Linked DNA regions of Homo sapiens: all the other regions are linked to region 2. A link is an interaction called in ENCODE POLR2A ChIA-PET data of the cell type or tissue named here. Cell type or tissue: Panc1. All regions are shown on one strand. Region 1 overlaps ADCY9 (adenylate cyclase 9). Region 2 has its middle 15 kb from the start of TRIDDENT. Region 3 overlaps CREBBP (CREB binding lysine acetyltransferase).

Evidence for each region. Peaks named below come from ENCODE experiments on the same cell type or tissue, not always from the same donor. Only the 100,000 strongest peaks of a DNase experiment are listed, where the experiment ranks them.
Region 1: POLR2A ChIA-PET joins it to region 2 with 7 read pairs; 2 of 35 experiments call an interaction of 5 or more read pairs at or near these places.
Region 3: POLR2A ChIA-PET joins it to region 2 with 5 read pairs; 5 of 35 experiments call an interaction of 5 or more read pairs at or near these places.

What each region holds. Positions count from the first base shown.
Region 1 is chr16:4,015,874-4,018,373 of GRCh38, forward strand. All of the region lies in intron 2 of ADCY9 (adenylate cyclase 9), which reads right to left. Among named protein-coding and RNA genes, the nearest start is that of TRIDDENT, 67 kb to the left of the region's middle. In Panc1, no CTCF peak of the experiment used is centred here; no DNase peak of the experiment used is centred here; H3K4me3 peaks cover 162 bases; H3K27ac peaks cover 975 bases.
Region 2 is chr16:3,933,919-3,936,418 of GRCh38, forward strand. No RefSeq gene overlaps it. Among named protein-coding and RNA genes, the nearest start is that of TRIDDENT, 15 kb to the right of the region's middle. In Panc1, no CTCF peak of the experiment used is centred here; a DNase peak (open chromatin) is centred at 1,163; H3K4me3 peaks cover 606 bases; H3K27ac peaks cover 2,466 bases.
Region 3 is chr16:3,855,678-3,858,177 of GRCh38, forward strand. The region is part of intron 1 of CREBBP (CREB binding lysine acetyltransferase); the gene reads right to left. Among named protein-coding and RNA genes, the nearest start is that of CREBBP, 24 kb to the right of the region's middle. In Panc1, no CTCF peak of the experiment used is centred here; no DNase peak of the experiment used is centred here.

The sequences.
Region 1 (2,500 bases), 82 kb after region 2:
AGGAAAATCTCTCGAACCCGGGAGGCAGAGGTTGCAGATAGCCGAGATCACGCCACTGCACTCTAGCCTGGGTGACAGAATGAGACCCTGTCTCAAAAAAATAAAAGAAAAAGAAAACGAAAATGCTGTGATATGATGGTCATATCATAGCACAGGGCTGTTGTGAGGATTAAATGAGTTGATTCAGGTAAACAGGGACATCCGAAAAAGGGAAAGACGGTGCTTGTCCTGAGAACAGCTGTGAATGTGAGGACAGTCAGTGAGTGACGATCTGGACCCACAAGAAGAGAGTCATATGCATTCAAGTCCAAGTGTCTATGGGCTGTTCAGAAGCAACAAATGGCACTTCAACAATGAGTTGCAGACAACAAAATGGAAATGAAGGTCTGCAATAACTATTAAGAATCCTGTAACAGAGCAGAGTTTAAATAATGGGAAGAGGCTATGAAACAAGAGAGCTGGGGAAAGATACCAGAACTGAAACAGACCACCAGCTGATCACCTTTTATTTGTGAAATGACAGCACCAAATGCACCAGATGCCACAGACGGGAGGGAGGGGGATAGGTCACGTCGGCAGAGGGAGGGGGTCAGGTCACACCTGCAGCAGGGACGGGGGTCCCAGACCGTGTTCTTGTCCCTAGAGAGCTAACAGCTCATCCGTAGGTTTCTAAGAGGTGCTGATTCAAGCACACAGTGTAGATGATGAAAAATAGATTATAGAAAGAAGAGAAAGGAAAAACTAAATTTAAAATCTGAGACTAGGTAGCCACTAAATACTTGAAAACAAAAAAAGGGAATACACTGAAAATGGAAATAAAGCTGTATGATGTTTAGTTAAAGAAGCCAGTCCCAAAAGGCCACGAACTAGGTGATCCCCTTTATATGAAATGTCTGGCATAGGGAGATCTGTAGACACAGAAAGCAGATGAGTGGCTGCCATGGGTTTAGGAGAGAGAGGGTGTAACTGCTAACGGATGCAGGGTTACTTTTTGGGGTGACGAAAATGTAAAATTAGGTTGTGGTGATGGTTGCACAACACCATGAATATACTAAAAACCACCAAATCATACACTTGAGAGGGTGAATTGCATCATATGTGAATTATACGTCAATAAAGCTGTTTTTTTGAAAAAGAAAAGGAAGCTGGGTGTGGTGGTGCATTTCTGTGATCTCAGCTACTTGGGAGGCTGAGGCAGGAGGACTGCTTGAGCCCAGGAAATGAAGGCTGCAGTGAGCTATGACTGTGTCACTATGCTCCAGCCTAGGTGATAGGGTGAGACCCTGTCTCAAATATAATAATAATATTAATAATACAATAAAATAAACTAAATACAGTAATGTGAACATCAACAAGGTGCAATAATTCTGAGATTTAGAGAAGAAATAAAATAAAGCTGGGAAGAAATACACCCTCCCTGAGAATACAAGGTAGAGTGAGCAGTAGCAGGTAAATGAAAAATATTAAAGGCTTAGAAATAGATAATGTGGGCCAGGCATGGTGGCTCACACCTGTAATCCCAGCACTTTGGGAGGCCGAGGCGGGGGGTTGCTTGAGGTCAGGAGTTCAAGACCAGCCTGACCAACATGGTAAAACCCTGTCTCTACTGAAAATACGAAAATTAGCCAGGCGTGGTGATGCACGCCTGTAATCCCAGCTACTTGGGAGGCTGAGGCAGGAGGATCACTTGAACCCAGGAGGCAGAGGTTGCAGTGAGCCAAGATCGCACCATTGCACTCCAGCCTGGGCAGCAGAGTGAAACTCCTTCTCAAAAAAAAAAAAAAAAAGATAATGTGGTAGAGCTAGGGCAGAAAAACATGCAAGTCAAGAATAAGGCCAAATAACCTTGAAGAACTAAAAATTCAACATAGCAAAAGTTCAGAAGTCTGGGAGAGATTAAATAAAACAAAACAAAAGAAAATTTGACCTTCATGAAATAGCTCCAAGAATCATCCAATTTGCAGCTCTCACTATTGTAGTCCAACCTAAAAACGCCGGGCCGACACCCACATTGTCTTCTTCGAGCACAAACACACTTCTCCTGCAGCAGGTGTAGCCCGCACAGCATGGTGAGCCCAGCCACACCCGCACGCCAGACGCTTGGCCACAGAAACGCAGAAGCGGCCACTGTCCTTGCCTGGAACACAGATGGGCCTTTTCATCCAGGAGGAGATTTACTTGCAAAGGCATTTTCTTCTGACCCACAGGTGGTTATACCTGCACTGACACCTCCTGTGGGCATCTTCAGCTGGAAGAAAGGCCACCGAGGCTGCGGAGCCACCTCGCCTGTAAACATCATATCATGCAAAGGAAAAGCTCTAAGTTGCGGAATATTCTTCTCTTTTTTTTTTTTTTTTTGAGATGGAGTCTCGCTCTGTTGCCCAGGCAGGAGTGCAGTGGCATGATCTCGGCTCACTGCAACCTCTGCCTCCCGGGTTCAAGCAATTCTCTTCCACAGCCTCCTGAGTAGCTGGGATTACAGGCACCTGCCACCATGCCC
Region 2 (2,500 bases):
AAAAAAAGGACCAGATCAGTTATCTGTTTTGCCATTTTCTAACTCTGTGACCTTGGATAAGATACTTAACAACTCTGAGCTTGACTGGCACGATCCCCAGGCATAAAGGGGGATATAGTTTTATCTCACAGAGTTTTGGAATGAGTACGGTGGAGAAACAGTAATAACATGGGACTAGGCCAGCCATGGTGGCTCACACCTATAATCCCAGCACCTTGGGAGGCCAAGGCAGGCAGGTTGCTAGAGTCCAGGAGTTCGAGACCAGCCTGGGCAACACAGTGAGACACCCATCTCTACAACAAAATTAAAAAATCATCTGGGCATGCTGGCGTGCACCTCAGCTACTTGGGAGGCTGAGGTGGGAGGACTGCTTGAGCCCAGGAGGTCCAGGCTACAGTGAGCAGTGATTATGCCACTGCGCTCCAGCCTGGGTGACAGAGCCAGATCCTGTCTCAGAAAACAGAAACAAAACACCAAAAATACATGAGATTAACTAGATTGTGATATGTTTGTACCATGGAATACATAAAGCGGTTAAAATGATAGGATAACTACCTCAAAAATAAAAAGTTCTCACTCTGTCGCCCAGGCTGGAGTGCAGTAGCACCATCTCAGCTCACTGCAGCCTCTGCCTCCTGGGTTCAAGTGATTCTCCTGCCTCAGCCTCCCAGCCTGGGATTACAGGCACCCGTCACCAGGCCTGGCTAATTTTTGTACTTTTTCAGTAGAGATGGGATTTTACCATGTTGGCCAGGCTGGTCTTGAACTCCCGACCTCAGGCAATCTGCCCACCTCGGCCGCCCAAAGTGCTGAGATTACAGGTGTAAGGCACCATGCCAGGCCTCAAAAATAAAGTTTTTAAAAATGATAGTGTGGATCTGTATATCCGCATATAAGGAAGGAACTCCATGACACATAAGGGAATGAACAAAGCGAATCCCAATTCAGTATCAGTGTGCCTCAATCCTCATGCATCAGAATCCCTGTGTGATTCGCGTCTCATTGTTCTCCAGTGAGACCCAGGCACTGGCATTTAAAAACAAACTAAAAACAAACAAAGAAAGCAAACAACAGTTATTGTCATATGCAGCCCTGCGCTGAGAACCCGTGGTAATAAAAACAGCTACAGCTATTATTTTGGACTTACAATGTAGCCGACATGGTTCTGAACACTTTGTTTACAGCAACTCACTGAATCCTTACAACAACTCCAGGAGGAAGGTTCGATTCTCACCACCCCCCCATTCACAGATAAGAAAAATGAGGCTCAGAGAGTTTACGCAGCTTGTTTATAATCACGCAGCTAGTGGATGGTGGGGGTGGCACTTACGGGATCCAGGCAGAGCGGCTCTAAAAATCTAGCAGAATTCCATGCAGTGGTAGGGAGGGAAGAGGAGAGTAGAATTTAGGGATTTTCAATGTGAGTCGGCAGGGGAGGGGCCCAGGAATCTAATGATCCCCAGATCTGGAAACCTGGGGCATTGACTCCCAACTCCCTGATAATAACTGCCTGGGGCATTCTTTAACTGTAGGATTCCAGGGCATCTTGGAGATTCTGCTTCCTGGATCTGAGGCAGGGCCTGGGAACCGTCATGCTTAGCAAGGGTCCCACGGGGGCCCAGCTTCACAGACCTGGGCAGCCACAGACAGCTCACCCTGAAGGGGCCATGCTTGCTTCAAACCTCTGCTGTCGACAGCCTGAAATTCTTTTTTTTTTTTTTTTTTTTTTTTTTTGAGACAGATTCTCATTCTGTTGCCCAGGCTGAAGTGCAGTGGTGCGATCTTGACTCACTGCAACTTGTGCCTCCCAGGTTCAAGCGACTCTCGTGCCTCAGCCTCCCGAGTAACTGGGACTATAGGCATGCACCACCATCGCGGGCTAATTTTTGTATTTTTAGTAGAGATGGGGTTTCACCGTGTTCGCCAGGCTGGCCTCACACTCCTGACCTCAAGTGATCCGCCCCACTTGGCCTCCCAAAGTGCTGGATTACAGGTGTGAGCCACCATGCTGGGCTGAAATTCTTAATAATGTAATCTTCGAATGTGTGTTTTGTAAGTGATGGGACAGTGTGATGTGCACCAGGGGCTTGGGGCCTAAGTACCTGTGATCTCAGCCCCTACCCTCTCTCTGCCTCCCTGGGAAGGCTCTCCCTGGCAGTCCCCCCACACCTGGATGCCCCAGGCTTGGTTCCCCTACCTGCCCCTGCCTTGTGCACTGCCATGTTCTGCCCTTTATCCTTTGTCCCCAGAGGGCCTGGGCACAAGTGTGGGAAGGACTGGACTCAGGTGTGCTGCCTGCAACCTTGTGGGGTTGTGGCCATTCCTGCCCCAGGCTGGCAGCGCCCAGCACATATGTCTTGGTGGGGTTGGTGAGCCCCGCGCATCTTGGCACAGATGTTTAAAAATCCCTGGGGGTCCCTGTCTGCAATGCAATGGGGCAGTGAGCATATAGGAGAAGAGATGCCTGGCTCGACCTCCGCAGAGGGTCCCCACACACCCT
Region 3 (2,500 bases), 78 kb before region 2:
CCCGGATACAGCAGACAGTTCCATGAGGGCACAGGGCCTGTACCTGGTGAAATAGGTCTCAACATGCTTCTGAGGGTTCCAATCCATAGTTTTTACGCTATTTTGCTATCCTAAATTTGGAGATTCACTGAGGTGTCCAGACACAAACTGTACAATATTTATTAAATATGTATTAAAAAGTCCTCTCTATCATAACTACTGTTTTGTTTGTTGCCCTCCAGGCTTTGTCCACCTGCACACACAAATTTACTCGGTACTCCTTAATAAATATTTTTGTCCAACCCAAATGATAAACGTTTGAGGTGGTAGATATCCTAATTACTATGATTTGCTCATTATGCATTGCATGCATGTTACAAAATATTCTGTAACCCCTTAATATATACAATCACATGTCAACTACAAATAAAAGGAAAAAAGAAAATATGTACCCCCCCAAATAACAACATTTTATTTTTTATTTTATGTTTTAGAGATAGGGTCTTGCTCTGTCACCTCTGTGCAATGGCACAATCACAGCTCACTGTATCCTCAAACTCCTGGACTCAACCAATTCTCCCGCTTCAGCCCCCTATAGCTGGGACCACAGGTGTGCCCCACCACAAACAGCTCATTTTTTATTTTATTTTTAATTAATGAATTAATTAAATAATTATTTTGACAGGGTCTTGCTCCGGCACCCAGGCTGGAGTGCAGTGAAGTTGCAGGCTCAATGCAGCTTCCGCCCTGCACCAAAACACCCACCTGATTTTTGTACTGTTTTGGAGAGACAGGGTTTCGCCATGTTTCCCAGGCTTGCCAGCTAATTAAAAAAATTTTTTTTTGTAGAGATGGGGTCTTGCTATGTTGCCCAGGCTGGTCTCAAACTCCTGGCCTCAAGAAATACTCCTACTTCAGTCTCCCAAAGCACTGGGATTACAGGCATGAGCCACTGCAGCCCAAAATAACTACTTTTAAAAATGCAGTGTTCCTTAACTGATGAGCATGAAAATGAAACTTCATCTAAACCAGGAACTGGAGCCATTACCATTAGAGATCAGCTCTCCTTCCTTTCTGTCCAGGGCGAGGATGAAGAGACCGTGTCAAGCACTGTAACCCAGAAGCAAACAAGGGCCAAATATTTTATATTTAAGTTTGGAAAAATCTGCAAAAGGCGACCTAACTGGCTATTTTGAACATCCCTAAGCACTCTTCCTAGGAGAGGGAGGCCAGGCCACAGAAGAGCAGATAAACTCAGAGAGTACTTAGTGAAACCCAGGGCAGGGCTGGCCTCAGTGTAGAACAATGGGAACAGAACAGCTGGAAGCTGAGCACAGGAGTTGAAATCCTGCATCCTTAGGCAAACTGCTTCATCTCTGCATCTTCATACCCTCACCTGTAAAACAAGGGTACCAACGCCCCAGAGTTAAAAACTTCACCCATCATCCTGCCACTCTCAGAGCTATCAGTTTTCATTTATGGTTTATTCTAGTTCTTATCAAATTCACAGGCAAGTTTCAAAGTTGTAAGCAGGGCTTATGTCCTGGGCTAGTGTTTTTGTTTTTCACTGGTCTGCTACACTCTGACCACCGTGACCACTTTTTCATCCTATTTCAGTCCAAATACATATACCAGCTGTTTGGGTGAAGGCAGAGTTAGACAAATTCTTCTTCTGTAATTCACCATATGAATATGTGTAAAACCAAATATACAGGTGTGGCTTTTTAAAAGGCAAGATAGGGCGCACACGTAGTCGTACCATCACCCTTCTGTTTACCACTGTCACCACATTTCCATATTCCCTAGTTCAGCAAAACTGACAAAGGGGAGTGAAGGAGGCAGGCCAGGATATTGCAACACAACACAGCTTTGCTTTCTACACACCAAAGTGTCCCAACACATGGGTTAAGCAAGAGCAATCTGTATCATCGGAAGTTCCTAAGGTTCACGATTGACAGCGATCCAGTCCCAGGTAAGCCCTCTTCTCTCTGACCGTTACCAGGGGGCCCGGGAGAATGCAAAGAAAAGGAGACTGTGGGCACCCTGCACCCAGAGCATTTGCACCTCAAGGAAACTTCACCAGCCGATATCAAATAGCGAACACTGCCTGTCATACTTCCATAGCTAGGGAAAGGAATTTTCCCTTTTGCAGCTTCCTGGCTGCCAACCAGGAGGCTACCCCTTTCATTAAGCTGAAATGAGAGAAAAGAGAGGCTACACATTTCCCCATTTCTATCACACTCATACGAGGCTGGGAAGACCCAGTGAGGAATGAGGAAAATAGTAGGGACTTAGGAAGGAGAAAGTTACAGCCAAACTCAGCCAGCCTCAGGAAAGGCAACTGTTTACCAAGCAAGGTACAGAGGACATTCACTTCTATACTAGGAAACCCAAGCCGGTGGTCTGCATGCAGACTGTTAGGTGGGGATCACTCCTAAACACTGAAAGACAAATGGTACCTACATCTGTTCCAGGATCCATTCTTAATAATGATGATCAGAAATCAGCATTTCACCTTAAG